Regions from separate parts of the Homo sapiens genome. Here region 2 is linked to region 1. Evidence: chromatin loops called from intact Hi-C (ENCODE). Cell type or tissue: Calu3. All regions are shown on one strand. Links, peaks and the distances in the headings refer to the core of each region. The heading gives the core; the rest is flanking DNA.

Region 1 (8,412 bases), core at 149-8,148:
ATGTAATATGATTTTGGTGGGGTTTGGCTTATTTACTGGTAGATGTGTGGCTGGAAAAATAAGCAAGCTTTTGAAACAAAGCCTTCTCCAGTTAAACACATAAATTATCCATGTTTAATGAAATACACCAGTTTCTCCTTTATAAGACCTTTCCTGACTGTCTGGATCTTAGACTTTGGATTTCAGGTCAATTACAGCCACTCTACTATCTTAGTTTGGTGCTTAATCTTTCAACTGTGATGTTATATTTCTATGTATACAATCTTATTTTATTTATTACTAGATTCTGAAATTTTTCAGGCAATAATTTTGTTTCCATGAATTTTTTGTATCTTATACATGGCATCTTCTAGTTGAACGACCAATATTTTCTTTATTGATTGAGGAGTGCTATCTTCTTTTTAGGTAATGCTGAACCTATAAGATGAGATCAGCTTTCTGTTTTAAAGATTGATAGGCAATACATAATTTAAATTGGATTTAGTTAAACTAAAAAAGATTCCATATCCGGTCTTCCAGAACTGCCAGTTTGACATTTTGGAGGATTAAAATACAAATCCAAGATGCTGACATCATCTATATTCACTCCCCTTGTGGCTCTTACGACAGCAAAGAACCAGAGCTGTTACAGATGAAACTAGCATTGGTGAACCAGATCTTTTACCTTTGTCAGCCAGCAGCACGCATTCAGTTTGTACTCTGATCTTAATGACTTTCATTCTGTAATAAGTTCCTAATATTCATTCTTTGTAAAGCATTCCACAATCAGTGTTCTCTTCATTTAACCCTCTGTTGTCACCCTCCGATCTTAAGCAATTGTGGAAGCTGACATTTTCTGTATCTTAATTTTAAAAGTGAAAAAAAAAACTACTGACAGTAAAGATATTCACTCTCACTCAAAAATATTTTGATACAAAGTATTGAAATTTCAGTTGCTGTTTGGGCACCATCTTCCCGTAGGATTTGTTAGGTAGATATTTCTATCTCCAAATCTACTCCAAAGTAGAAAGGGGAAACGTTGTCCAGATTTATCTATTATTTATTCATTAATTTAAAAAAATATTGACTATAAGCTATATACCAGGCACAGAGCATGTTCTGGAGAGAGAACTGTAAACAAGGTAGATTTAGTTCTAGTCCTCATAGGGCTACCAATAAGTGATAAAAATATATAAGTAGAGGTGTCTAAGCCTTGGAGACTTACAAAAAGTCATCTTCTGAGGCCACAACACATGCAAAATAATTACATGATACCTTGAATTAAGTTAACTACAGTAAAAAGTTCTAATAAGCATCAATCTTAATGAAACAAACATAACCATATGAGATTATGAAGCACAGCCTAGAAAAAACGTCCACTCATTCCACTTCATGGCAGAATCAGTACTAAAACTTGTTTTCTGACAGATTGCATTGCTTGATTAAACGAAACAATGTCATAGCCCAGAACAGTGTCAACTCAAATCCAGTTTAGTTATACACATTTCATTTCTCCTTTCTCTGTCTCTTCTAACTCACTCCAGCACTCTGCCTTTTCTGAAAAGAATAAATCACAGACAAGATAAGAGACAAAGATGGCATTGTTTTACTTATGGCTCAAGTCAAAGGGGACTTGCCCCTTGAATATTCCTGAATTTGGAGATATCTTTTATTTGATTTATTTTCTTTACATGTGATCAAAGAGAGAAAGCATAATGGCATCTATTTAGGAAGAAATTCTAACCATACAAAATAAATAGAATAAAACAGTGAGGTTTTTCTCTCTGGCTCACACATGTGAAACAATTCTAGGAAAAAAAAAAAGTAGTCTGCCTTCATTGCTCAAGAAAACCACTGACAAACTTTAAATAAATAAAGACTGCTGTTATTCACCTTAGAACATACCATGAAGTCACTCCTCAGAAATCACAAATCCAGATCTGTAGAAGGATCTCTTATGCATTAGAAGGCCCTAAATTGCCTCTTAAGAGTAAATTTCCTACGTGTCCATATTTTAAGTCAGAGCATTCCAGACACATACTCAAACTTAAGGCGAATATGTTGTGCCAGCTTCAAGTGAAAAAGTAAGAAACAACAAAACAAATTTCATCCGATACATACAGATTTACAAACTAGCATTTATCCCATAAGCATCTTTGTATCTGCCTCCTCAAAATTCTATTAAGTATAAACAAAGACTAGTTCAGAACGTCATATTTTAAAAGATGTAATTATTAATACATTCATAACTTAAAAGGAAATTGTAAACTCTTTGGCAACTTCTAAGTTAATAATTTTGTTGACAAAATAAGTCATAAATATTTTTTCTATTTTGTGGTGTTTTTTTAAATTGTGGTTTAAAAATAACATAAAATTTGCCATCTTAACCATTCTTAAATGTACAATATAGTAGTGTTCACTATATGCACATTGTTGGTCAATGGAGTCCTAGAAAATTTTCATCTTGCAAAACTTAAACTCAATGCCTACTGAATAACTCTCCTTTTTCCCCTGACCCAGCCACTAAAAACCACCATTCTACTTAGTTTCTAAGAGTCTGACTATGTTAGCTAAGAGTTTGACTATGTTAGGTACCTCATATGAGTGGAACATACAGAATTTATCTTTTTGTGATTGGCTTATTTCACCTACCATAATGTCTTCAAGAGTAATTCATGTGACAGAATTTTTTTATTTTTTAAGCCTGAATAATATTCCATTATATATGTATACACATATATGCAAATATATCATTGAGATGCTAATTTCAATTCTTTTGGATATATACTCAGAGTGAGATTGCTAGATGGTGTGGTAATTGTATTTTTAATTTTTATGAAGAACCACCATACTGTTTCCAAGAATGTAAAATGAATGCACCATTTTACATTCTTACCAACAATGTACAAGGGTTTCAATTTCTCCCCATCATTGTCATACTTGTTATTTTCTGTTGGTCTATTTTTTTTATAACGGTCCTCCTAAAGGGTGTGAAGTGATAACTCATTGTGGGTTTGATTTGCATATCCCTGATAATTAGGGATGTTAAGAATCTTTACATATTTTTGTTGGCCATTTACCTATATTCTTAATGTCTATTCAAGTCCTTTGTCTATTTTTTAACTAGGGTATTTGTTATTTTATTGCTCAGTTATAGAAGTTGTTTATATATTCTAGATATTAATACCATATCAGACATATGGTTTGCAAATATTTTCTCCCATTCCTTACACTGACTGTTCATGTTGTTGATTATTTCCTTTGTTGCCCAGAAGGTTTTAAGTTTGACCTGGTCTCATCTATCTATTTTTGTGCTTTTTTTGCCTATGCTTTTGGTGTCACATCCAAGAAATTATTGTTAAATTCAATGTTATGAAGATTCTCCCGTGTTTCCTTTTACGAATTTTGTATTTTTAGGTCTTATGTTTAGATCTTTAATCCATTTTGAGTTAACTCTTGTATATTGTGTAGGGTAAAGGTCCAGTTCATTCTTTTGCATATGAATATTCAATTTTCCCAATAGCATTTGTTGAAGAGACTATCCTTTCCCCACTGTGTATTCTTGGAAGCTTTGTCAAAGGTTATTTGACCATATATAAAAAATTTTTTTCTGGGGTCTTTATTTTGTTCCATTGGTCTATATGTCTGTTTTTATGCACGTGCCATACTGTTTTGATTACTGTGTCTTTCTAATATGTTTTGTATTATAAAGTGTGAGGCTTCTAGCTTTGTTTTTATTTCTCAAAATTGTTGTGGCTATTTAGATTTCTTTGGTATTTCATATTAATTGTAGTATTTTTTCTATTTCTACAAAAATGGAAATTTAAATTTTGATAGGGATTATTTTGAATATGTAGATTACTTTGGAGAGTGTGGATATTTCAACAATATTAAGTCTTTCACTCTATGAACATGAAATTTTTTCCCATTTATGTGTGACTTTTTAAATTTCTTTCAGCATTGTTTTCTAGTTTTCAGTGTACAAATCTTTTGCCTCTTTGGTTAAGTTTATCTCTAAGTGTTTTATTCTTTTTGATGCTATTGAATTTTTTTAATTTTTGCAGATTATTATTACTATATACAAACAGAATTAATTTTTTGCATTTTGGTTTTGTACCCTATAACTTTGCAAATGTGTTTATTACTTCTGACAGTTTTGGGGTTTTCTGAAATTTTTAGGATTTTCTACATATAAGATCATGTCACTGACAAACAGAACTTGGTTCTGTGTTTTAGTTTCTATTTCTTTGTTAATGTTCTAATTTTGTTCATGTATCATTTTCTTGATTGTTTAGCTTTCTGTCTGTATCCTCTGATACTTCATTCAGCTTCTTTAAAACAATTATTTTGAATTGTTTGTCAGGTAATTGATACATCATCTTTTCTTTCAGGTGGGTTTTTGAGATTTATTTTGTTCTTTCGGTTGGGTCATTTTTACCTATTTCTTTGTACGTGGTATTATTTTCTGGAATTTGTGCACTTGAAAAAACAGCCACCTCTCTCAATTTTCATGGTCTGGATTCTTATAGGGAAAACCCTTCACCAATCATCTTGATTAGAGAGCCTGAGGGTCTCTCAAGCTTTTTCTGGGAATCATGCATATAATTTCCCAATGGGAGAAGTTTCTTGTTTTATCAGGAACTTGTAATTTCTTGCTCCCTCTTGTGTATATCTGCAGTACTGCAAGTGCTCTGGTGCAACAAGCCCCTGAACTCTTGTCAGTGGCCCTGAGGCATCCAAAGTAGTTCAGTCCCATCAGTACCCCAAGTCAGGTGGGACAGAACCAGTCCACCAGGCAATCCCTGAAAAGACATAATGTTGGACACACATTTCACTCTTCACTTTCCAACCCAAGGGAGAAGCCACAGCTGGATATTCTCTTCTGATTGTGCCAAGCTGTGTTGGCATCTCTTTGGCATCTCTTTGTGGTACTGCAGCTTCTCTGGTACTGCAGCAAGCCACCAAGCTCTCTCTTTTTCTCAGTGACCTCCACACATCCTAGGTTTGGTCTCCCAATCAGACGAGACAGAAACTAGTTAGCACTCCCCATTAACATTCCCAATTAGACGAGACAGAAACTAGTTTCTCAGGTAGTCCCCCAAACGCTAGAATGTTAGACATATGTCTACTTCTACTTCCTTCCCAAGGAAGAAACTGTTAGTTGGGTGTCTACTTCCAATTGTGCTGAGCTGTACTTACTTGAGGGAAGGCTTACCATGGGTAAAATAAAATGCATTCTCTTCCCATTTCCATGTTGCTATTCTTACCTTAGAGCTCACCTGGGGGTACTGAGACTTTTTACTTGGTTTCTAGAGTTCTCCTAAGGGCTTTAAGGCTTTTGGACCATGTGTTGTTAAGCCAGAATTTTTGTGAAGGTATAAGGTCTGGAACTTCCTATTCTACCATCTTGCTGACATCACTATCATTGTATTTCCTAGTTTCATTTTTGTTTGAAAAATTTTAATAAGTATCATCTGCATACTAGTCCTAGGCTAAGTGTAGTAGAGCAAAGATAAATAACTTAGTGTTAGGATATTCATCATGGAATTCTATTGGTTTCTAAATTTTCTCAGGGGCAATTTGATTCTAGAATGACTACTAAGTCTTACACATATTTTTAAATTTAATTTATTTTTTAAATGTATAGTTACGATCTCCCTTAATTTACAGCTAGGTGTTCATTGTTTTTCAAATCTAAAATTTTAGAAGAAAAAAGATTTATAATAATTCCTAATAAAATAAATACAAAATACCATACATCATAACGTCAAACGATTTTATCTAATTTCTAATAACTTAAGCACTTTACATGTGTTATTACATAAACAAACTGAATTAGCAACAAGGTCACAGTAATGTTTTGTAGAGAAATCATGCATATTTCATCTGAATTGGGATTCCATTCTTATCAATTATTATATTTGATATTGTTAGATACAATTCTGGTACTATGCAATATGATATTAATAACAACTAAATTAATATAACTAAATAAGAAAATTTATATTTACATGGCCAGACACCTTCACCATCTGGTACTTTGTAATCAGTGGAAATAACATACCTATTGTTCTTTCATTTCAAAGTAATCATCGTAGAGCAGAATTTTATTCGGGGAAGGAATTGTTGTTCATTTGTTGTTTTTGTCTGTGTTTTGCCAGTTCCTGATTGCGATTTGATTTTTATGCCTTGTAATGGATACCTCTTGATGAAACTGCCTAGAGGCTCTCCTATTTGATGTTCCTCCTACCCAATCTTTGTGTAGTCATGTCATGGTTGTTCACTGGGCAGAATCAAATGAACAAAAAATAAACACCTAATCTAACCTGGACTTTCTCTATCTTGTAAGAATGTGTAACTGGAACTAAGAGACATTAATTTTAGACTTTAGGTTTATAATATGTAAGTTTATAACCCAGTTAAAAACAATATTAATCATATGAACTAAGAAGCACAGCATATTGATTTTCCAATAATTAAAAGTAAAATACATGAGGAAAAAAGGAAGCCAGACAAAGATTTGAGATAAAAAGCTTTGGGGGTTTCCAAATCCTTTATGAAGTCAACCTTTATTTCCACACTTGGGGTCTGTGAAGCCTCCCAGTAGCCTTATAATTATTTATTTTCTTTTTATTCAATGTAGGTCAAGTTGATTTCTGCTAAACTTAATTAACTCTTTGTATGCAAGTAATACTTCACTTTGAATAAGCATATTATCTATTCCAAGTGAATAAGCTAGATATTATGTAAACAGAAATAGTAAGTTTCAAATCGTCACTTTGATGTAAATAATGAATTCACCCTTTCTGGAAATCAGTTTATGCCTAGAAGGAAGTTAGTTCCAGGTAAGATCAAACCCAGTAATTTTTATAATAAAAATAACCTATAGTAACTTATTCAATTCTCGGTGGACTCCATCAACACAGTGCTGTTGGTGGAATCACCAATCTCCCCTGCTGACCATAGGCTGATCATAATATCACATAGAAAAGTATACTATTTAACTCAAGCAATGTTATGAACAGAACAGTTCTTGGTTGATTGTTCCATACACAGAGAGACCTTATCTTCCAGATATTAAAGGTCCTCTACCTAAATATGTTCCTCGAAATGAAACTTCAGCTCAAGTGAAAATTAACGATTCGTTAATAACATTGCCCAAAATGCAAGCTATCTTGCACTGTTCAGTGCCAGTCCTGCTTTTAACTGTAAGTTTCATAGGAAGAATATAACTCATCAGTTTGAGGAATTTCTCCCTCCCAGTAATTTAAAGGCTCCCCTACAGCTGGGGATGGAGCAGAGTAGGAAAGATTAGCTGTCATGAGATGAAAATTAGACTTTTTCTTCTCACAGTGCTAACGTCAGTGGCTTTCCTTGCTGGCAAAAACCTTTTCAACCTTATGATTAATTTTTATGTTTTAAGCAAAATGATCATCGTATGATGTCTTTTTTAATTGCTAGGTTAGATTTTGTCTTCAAACAAATCAAATTCCATTTAATAATAAATCAACTGGTCACTGGCTAGTTGCTTTCAGAATGACCAGTGTCTGTCAGTGTAATCAATCCATGTTACCTTACTTCATGCTTCAACTAAAGGACAAAGTTTTCTACTTTACCGAATCCAAAACAGGGTTTACTAAAGATTTTTCTATTACCAGCCAAAATCATCCTGATCCACTTCACCTCCCACTGCTTTCCCTTTTTCTGTTTACCCATCTTAGACTTCCCACTTCCTGCTCCCAAAATATTATGAGTATTACAACAAATACTGTCTGTTTGAGTGATCTTTCTATAGTCCCTGGTCTTCTTTAAGGAAAGTCAATATATAAAGCTCATAAAAATAGTTTAAAATAAAACGTACTTAGATGTAATAAACAAAGACTTTCATTGACTATAGAACTATGAAGCTAAAAACCTTTGCTTTGTGTTTATAAATCAAATTTTGGTTGGCACGGTGGCAGTATTTCTTGAATTCTATGCACACTTTTAATCGTTAAGCAGTGTGACCAAATGGCTTTTTTCTAGCATGTTTCCTGAATAAGGTGTCAATCAAACTGAAGGAAAATGTTTAATCTATGACATGGTCTATGGCCAGTTCAAGTTGACTTAATTTATCATCTTCTTAAGCTGGAGCTTTTAAATGTAGCCTAAGGACACAGTCCTAAGTTGTATAGCCCATATGGTGAAAGTATGGTTCTACTGCTATTAATATGTCATTGTTCATATCTTGTTGCAAAAGTAGCAGAACATAGAACATCTACAAACATAAAAGCACTGTTCTTGAGGAAATTCAGTTAGTCATCAGTTGTGTAAATGTGCAATTTGTTTTTACTATATAAACCTTGAAATGAGCCACACCCCAAAGGGTGCATCAAACCATCTGAAAGATAATGTACGGGTAAAAAATTCTACTGTGTGATTTTTCTTTTGAAA
Region 2 (8,412 bases), core at 50-8,049, 440 kb before region 1:
TTCTCTCTTTCTTACCAACAGAACCTGATTTAAATGGAGGCTGTACTTCTTGGCTGTCTTTGTATGGGAGATCATGTTACACAAGGCTGCCCAATAGAATACAAGTATGAGTTGCTGTTTAGAAATTATGGAAAGACTCCTTAAGTAGAGTCAGACTTAACTGGAATGTGTATTTGACCCTCCGTCTTCCTTCTTACCTTTTCTGCTTGGAACATGGCCTCAATGATCAGATATGGTGACCATGAGAGTGAAAGCCACACCCTGAGGCTGAAGGTGAAGAAAATGCAAGGAGACTGGAGTATTGAAGGCATTGTGGAGTGGCTGCACTGGTCCTGAGGTGTCAACCTCAAAATCTTTACTCAGGTAAACTGATGATAGATTCAGTGACAAGTAACACCCCAGGGTTATCAGAGATGGGGACTTCACAGAAAACACAACAGGTAAAAATGTTTGCTTCTGTGAAGCTTAGGTTCCAGTTTGGGGAGACAGACTATAAATACACCGCTGAATAAATAGGTAATATAGGGAAAGGTAAGTTAAATAAAGAAAAAATAGGCAAAATAAGGGGGCTGCCAGTTCTAAGTGTCTGAGGGTTGGCAGAGAGGTGGCATCTTCTTAGATAGACTTATCAGTAAGGCTTTTCTAATAAGGGGATGCCCAAGTACCTGAACAAAGTGAGGAAATAACCCAGAGCACTCAGGTGAAGGGTTTCACGTGGAGAGGTTATCAAGGGTAAGGGCTTCTAGGGAGACTGACAAGCAAAGGAGGTGTGAAGGTGTGAGGGTGAGTGGGAGAGAATAGGTGGGAGACCAAGCTTGGGGTCCATACTATGTTGGTCCTAATAAGGAACTTTGATTCTTTTGAGGACTAGATAAGATACAAATGATATATAAAGTGTCTGGCAAATAGCTTGCTTCTAACATAGAAAAGTAAAGGTTCTATACAGTTTGTATGCCAATATTCTTTGAGCTACTTGGAGGCCAGAGAACTTGCAGTCTAGTAGTGTCTGAATTAAAGAAGGGGTCTCTTGGCTGGGTGTGGTGGCTCACGCCTGTAATCCCAGCACTTTGGGAGGCCGAGGCGGGCAGATCATGAGGTCAGGAGTTTGAGACCAGCCTGGCCAACATAGTGAAACCCCATCTCTACTAAAAATACAAAAATTAGCCGGGTGTGGTGGCATGCACCTGTAGACCCAGCTACTCGGGAGGCTGAGGCAGGAGAACCACTTGAACCTGGGAGGCGGAGGTTGCAGTGAGCCGAGATTGTGCCACTGCACACTAGCCTGGGCGACAGTGTGAGACTCCATCTCAAAAAAAAAGAAGGGATCCCTTTTCTGTATATGAATTTGTAGAAGTATATCGCCCTGTCCCCTCTCCACTGGGCAGGCCCCACACTGAGCCCATGACTTGGTGCACAGACCATGACCATGGCTCCACTTCTATCCGTGGCCTAGGTAACTCTGGGTAGTGCAAATCAGCATAATCACATATGGTGGCCCTGAAAGACTAGCATTACTCATTTTATTTCGAGCTCTGAATATAATCTGCAGTTCTAAAATCATGAACATGGAACATATTTATAGATGTCTCAAATTATTATGCAAGTCTAGTCATTTGAACATTCCATCAACAAGGTACCATCATTGTTGTCCTTACTTTTTATGGGAATATTTTAAACAAGGAAATGCTTATATTTGCAAAGCCTTGTATAATTTTTTTATTCAAGATTTTTTTCTAAAGAATTGTGAATGAGGTTTTTAATACATCTATGTCAGTGAAATAATAGATAGGGAATAAATAGGTGACACAGCATACTTGCTTTCCTCTCCTTACTACCTTTTGGTAGTGGATGATTTTCTTTTTCTTACATGAGGTAGTTATTATCACATACTGGTAGTACCACTAACCCTTTCTTGAAACATCATTTACATTTTAGTGCCACTTTTGTATTATACAAGCATTTTAAACTCAAGGATGATATAGAGATTGTAAATTCCCAGGATGTGAGGTACTTCCTTTCACCATGATTAATACTTTTGGCAGGAAGGATGGAATAAAGAATATTGTACATGCCAGAATTTTATAGTCACTCAGTGTACCCTGGGGGGTGGAAGTTGCAAGAAAGCTCATATTCCTGCCCTCTTTATATATACATCTATTTTTTTTGTTGAAAAAACAGAAGTTCAATAGGTCCATGAAGAGATTACTGAGTCTGCTAGGTCCTGCTGGTGCATACCTGCTGAGACAGGGTAGAAGGTCACACAGTTATCCTCACCATGCTCCAAGGAGGAAGCCTGCTGTGGCTAAAGTATGTGTTCTTATTAAATATATATTGTAAAGTACCTCTGTTGATACTGTTAAATTCCTACCATTAAAAAGTTGCATATAGTGAACGCAGCTAAGTTAATGTTTCCGTAAGAACCTTAGTGTTAAAACTTGCTTAATATGACATTAATCTAGGATTTTGTTTGTTTGTTTGTTTGTTTTGCTTTGGCACAGACAAAAACACATACCATGAATACATGTGTAATTTTAAATGTTTGTAAAATCATAACAAACTACGCTGAGAACATACATCTTTATGGTGTCATTTGTGTTGGGCAAAGCTTGGTTTCCCTATTAACAATATAACTGAAGTTCTCACAGCTTTCTGCCAGTTTGTGGAAAGGTCTTGATTCCTATACACAGATTCAGTTGTCTTTGAAAGGAAAATAACAAAAACAACCCAACTGGTTATATGCTATACATATAACCAGGCTCAAAGTGTGCATTGTAAATTCTGTTGGTATAAATCTGACTTGAAGAATGTCTATTTACAGTGGTTTTATTGAATGCTTGTTCTTAATATAGGCAAGTGAAAGCTGTGGTATTAAATCTAAAATATTTTAAAATGGAACCACAGAGCATGACTTTGATTTACCATGGCAGATGTTTCTGATTCTAGATTCAAGAGTCAGTAGGTTTTAACACAACTACAAAGCTCTAAAGAACTATAATGCCAATAGTTGATCTAAAAAAATAGGAAGTATTAATCTTTGTAGATTTTAATGTCTTAAAAGTATTAAAATTATAAAAAGTCAAGTTTATCAGAATGAAGTGAATGAATTAATGTTATGTATATGTTCTATGACTTGTTTATAATTCTAATATTTAAACCAACCTTTTAAAAAGACTAACTTTTAGAATTACCATAATATTTAAGATTAAATCTTGCTTAGATGGTGGGTTTTTTCCTCTCTGGCATATGAACCGTTTACTTCTAAAATAAAGCTATTTTATCCCTTGTCATCACACAGCCATAAAAATTGCAGGCAGTCAGAAGTTAGCAATGGCTGCTTCACAGACCCACAGCAATACTTAGTAACAGATTTTCAAAGCAGTTCAAAGAGTCCAGTTTCCATCTGTGTTTGGTGAAGGATGCACAAACCTTGAGGCCATCTGAAAACTCAGCTTCATCTCTAACACTTGGAATAACAAAGGTGTTATTTTTCAAAGCTGCATTCTCCCCTCCTGGGGTGGCTCTGCAGATTCAGTTCAGGGAAGGTGGGAAACTTCAGAGCAGGTATTCTCCTTCTAGACTTTGCCTCCTTCGGGGAGTTCTTTTGAGGGTGTTACAATGGTGGCCTCCTGAACATGGGTTACTGCCAATAGAGGCCAAGAGTTAATGAACCTTATAGACAAATCCCTTCTTCTGATTTTCTGAGCAAAATATCAGCATAGAACCAGCCATCTCGTTTCTTCCGGACTAGGAGTGCTGTTTAATCAGGAGAAAGTAGAGGGTGCTCTCTGCCTACAATAAACTCATGATTGCTGAATGATGATAATGTCTCCATTTCATTCAGCTGATTTTGTGAAACCAAAGCAGGAAATCGTTGGGAAAGAAATGGTTGAACATCCTTGTTTACAGTTTGCTATAAATACATGCCAAATTTCACTGAAAAAAATTGCATATCTTTCCTTTTTTTGTTTATCAGTCTATGTATTGATTGTCTGGCACCCTTTTTGATACAGTGTGTTTCTAAAGACTATGTAACATAAAGTTAATATGCAATTAATGAGATATAATGGAAATATAGATATTTATTTGCTATCTTTTTATCACTCAAACTAAGATGGCAAAGTCAAGTCAAGAAGAACATAAGCAGTTTGCTCTTTAGTTCTTTGAATTCAGCTCATGTCTCAGAACTTCTCTAGGATTATATTTTAAATTGATTTTACATAATTCAAAGCAATCTCAAATGATTCTTCATTGAAATCCAAATTCCAGTAACTACAGGTATAGTTTTACTTAGGAATATTTTATTTGAAAATATATTTTCATAAAACCACAGGTTGATATGTCATAAAACACGTTTATAAGAACCAGAAATTTTATTTTATAGGGCTGACAAAAATATACCTTAATGTGAGAAAAAAGATTGAGTGAGGTGATAGAACTTATGCATAAAGATTATAATATCCTTATTGTATCAACATTGTTTCTTGTTTTTTTTTAAAAAAACTTCTTCATAAATAAGACCTCTTCATAAATAAAAATGTACTCATTTCATAAGTAAAATATATATTTACTTGATAAAGAAAACTGAGAAAATTAGTAAATTAAAAATTTTTGCTTTTGACCTCACATTAAAAAATATTTTGATATGGCAAAGCCTACTGTCTGAAGTAAAACAAGAGATTGTTCATGGTAACATTTAAGATATAAGTAAGGTATATAAAAACAGATGCATTGGCATCAAGCTGTGAACTTCTTTTTCAGGAGACTGGGATAGATGGGGATCAAGCAAAGCTTTACTTCTCTCAAGTTTCCAGTCATATTCCCATTCACTCTGAAGGCAGAGTAGAAACAGCAATAGTGTCAAATGTGGAATGGCCGAGAACAAGACTGCTATTTATAGAGAGCCAACATGAAAGAGGATATAATGACCAATTTTTTTCTGCTTTTTTGCATGTGGAACTATCTTTACTCACTTACCAATTCTTCACTATCAATGCCTGTACAAAGAATGCTAAAATAAAGGGGATAGCAAGAAGAAGTCATAAAGAGAATATGCATTAAAGGAGGGCAACCACAAAACAAGATAAGGTACCTAAGAGCTCATAGTAAATGTATTGTCATTTGAGAATCCAGTTTTTGCAGTTCAATTCATGCTAAAACAGTTGTTTTAAATGTATTATGATTTTTAAATTCCCTGCATCTTCTCAGTAATATCTTTGAGTCTTATTTTATTAAAATTATAATTTCTGCTCCTAAAATATTATTTTAGTGATCATGCTGACATTAAAGGCATTAATGGCGATTCTAAATCACTTTGTTTTCTCATGGGCTTCTATACAAATTAAATTTTAGGAACTATTTTTATTTCCAAATTTTATTTTAGGATCAGGAGGTGTATGTGCAGGTTTGTTACATGGGCAAATTTCATGTCATGGAGGTTTGGGGTACAGGCTAATTTTGTCATCCAGATAATCAGCTTAGTACCTGATAAGTAGTTTTTTAATCCTCATCCTTCTCCCAACCTCCACCGTCAATTAGGCCCCAGTGTCTGCTATGCTCTTCTTTGTGTCCATGTGAACTCAATGTTTAGATCTCACTTACAGTAAATGATAACATGTAATATTTGGTTTTCTGTCCCTGCTTTAACTCACTTAGGATAATGACCTTCAGCTCCATCCATTTTGCTGCAAAGGACATAACCACATTTTTATAGCTGTATAGTATTTCATGGTGTATATGTATCACATTTTCTTAGTCCACTCCCCTGCTGATGGGCATCTAGTTTGAGTTCATGTCTTTGCTAAGGTAAATAGTGCTTTGATGAAAATATGTGTGCATGTGTCTTTATGGTAGAATGATTTATATTCCATTAGGTATATACTATGTGATGCAATTGCTGGGTTGAATAGTAGCTCTATTTTAAGTTCTTTGAGAAATCTTCAGACTGTTTTCTACAGTGGCTGTACTAATTTAAATTCCCATCAGCACTGTATAATTGTTCCTTTTTTCTTGGCAACCTTGCCAGCATCTGCTATTTTTTGACTTTCTAATAATAGCCATACTGACTGGTATGAATGGTATTTCATTGTGGTTTTTATCTGCATTTCTCTAATGCTTAGTGATATTTAGTATTTTTTCATGTGCTTGTTGGATGCACTTGTGTCTTCTTTTGAGAAGTGTCCAGTCATGTCTTTTGCCCATGTTTTAATTGAGTCGTTTATTTTTTGCTTGGTGATTTCTTTGAGTTCCTTACAGTTCGTGGGTATTAGAGCTCTGTCAGATGCACAGTTGCAAATTTTCTTCTATCACATAGGTTGTCTGTTTACCTTGTTGGTCATTTCTTTTGCTGTGCAGAAGTTTTAAGTTTAATTAGGTATCACTTGTTAATTTTTTGGTTATTGTTGCAATTGCTTTTGGAGCCTTCCTCATGATATATTTGCTGGGGCTAATGCTCAGTACAGTGGTTCCTTCCCACAGATTTTCTTCTAGGGATTTTATAGCTTTAGGTTTTACATTCAAGTCTTTAATCCATCTTGAGTTGATTTTTGTATATGTTGAAAGATAGGTGGTCCAGTTTCAATCATCTGCATATTGCTACCAGTTATACCAGCAGCAGTTTATTGAACAGGAAGTCCATTCCCCATTGCCTATTTTCATCAGCTTTGTCATAGATCAGATGGTTGTAGGTGTGTGGCTTTATTTCTGGGTTCTCTAACCTATTTCATTGGTCCATGTGTATCTTTTTGTACCAGTATCATGCTGTTTTATGTACAGTATCCTTGCAGTATAGTTTGAAGTCAGGTAATACAATATCTCTGCTTTGTTCTTTTGGCTTAGGTTTGTTTTGGCTATTTGGGCTCTTTTTTTGGTGCCAAATTAATTTTAGAATAGTTTTATTAATTTTGTGAAGAATGTTGTTGGTAATTTGATATGAATAGCATTGAATCTGTAAATTGCTTTGAACAGTATGGCCTTTTTAACAATATTGAGTCTTCTTATCCATGAGTATGGAATGTTTTTCCATTTGTTTGTGTTGTCTCTGATTTCTTTCAGCAGGGTTTTATAGTACTTCTCGCAGAGATCTTTTACTTCCTTTGTTAGCTGTATTCCTAGGTAGGTTATTTTGTCTGTGGCTATTTTAAATGGAATTATGTTCTGGATTTGGTTCTCAGCTAGAATGTTATTGGTGTAAAAAAATGCTACATATTTTTGTACATTGATTTTGTATTCTGAAACCCTGCTGAAGTTGTTTATCAGAACTAGGAAACTTTGGGCAGAGTCTATGGGGTTTTCTAGGTAGAGAATCATATCATCTGTGGAAGAGGTAGTTTGGCTTCCTTTCTTCCTACTTGGACGTCTTTTATTTTTTTGTCTTGCCCGATTCCTTTGTCTAGGACTTCCAGTATTCTCTTGAATAGGAGTGGTGAGAGTGGGCATCCTTGTCTTTTTCCGTGCTCAAAGAGAATATTTCTAGCTTTTGCTCACTCAACATGATGTTGGCTGTGTGTCACAGATAACTGTTATTATTTTGAGGTATATTCCTTTGATGCTTAGTTTGTGGAGGGTTTTTAACATGAAGGGATGTTGAACTTTATAGAAAGCCTTTTCTGCTTCTATTGAGATGATTATGCTATTTTTGTTTTTAGTTCTATTTATGTGGTGAGTCTTGTTTATGGAATTGTGTATGTGGAACCAACTTTGTATCCCAGGAATAAAGCCTACTTGATCATGTTGGATTAGCGTTTTTGATGTGCAGTTAAGATTCAGCTTGCTAGTATTTTGTTGAAGATTTTTGCATCCATGTTCCTTATGGATATTGGCCTGAAGTTTTCTTTTTTTGTCATTGTGTCTCTGCCATTTTTGATATCAGAGTGATGCTGGCCTGAAAGAATGAGTTAGAGAGAAACCCCTTCTCGTAATTTTTTTCAATAGTTTCAGTAGGATTTGTAACAGTTCTTCTTCAAACATCTGCTAGAATTCAGCTTTGAATCCATCTTGTCCTGGGGTTTTTCTGGTTGATAGGTTTTTTTTTTTTCTTCTTAAATTACTGATTCAGTTTGGTCTGTTCTGGGTTTCAATTTCTTCCTGGTTTAATCTTGGGAGATTGGATGTTTCCAGGAATTTACCCATTTTTTCGAGGTATTCCAGTTTATGTGCTAATAAGTGTTCATAATAGTCTCCAAGAGTTTTTTGTATTTCTGTGGGGTCAATGGTAGTGTCTTCTTTGTCATATCCCATTGTGTTTATTTGGATCTTCTCTCTTTTTTTCTTTATTAGCCTAGCTAGTGGTCTATATATCTTATTTATTCTTTCAAAAACCAACTTTTGGTTTTATTGATGTTTTGTATGTTTTCTTCTCATCTCCACTTTATTCAGTTCAGCACTGATTTCTTGTCTTCTGCTAGTTCTGGGGTT

Evidence for each region. Peaks named below come from ENCODE experiments on the same cell type or tissue, not always from the same donor. Only the 100,000 strongest peaks of a DNase experiment are listed, where the experiment ranks them.
Region 2: a loop joins it to region 1, with 9 times the contacts of the local background. A loop is called at or near these places in 21 of 110 quality-filtered maps.

The regions. Positions count from the first base shown.
Region 1 is chr3:147,187,321-147,195,732 of GRCh38, forward strand. No RefSeq gene overlaps it. Among named protein-coding and RNA genes, the nearest start is that of ZIC4-AS1, 200 kb to the right of the region's middle. In Calu3, for the core only: a CTCF peak has its summit at 4,661 (motif pointing left); a DNase peak (open chromatin) is centred at 4,661.
Region 2 is chr3:146,744,339-146,752,750 of GRCh38, forward strand. No RefSeq gene overlaps it. Among named protein-coding and RNA genes, the nearest start is that of PLSCR5, 140 kb to the left of the region's middle. In Calu3, for the core only: no CTCF peak of the experiment used is centred there; a DNase peak (open chromatin) is centred at 3,743.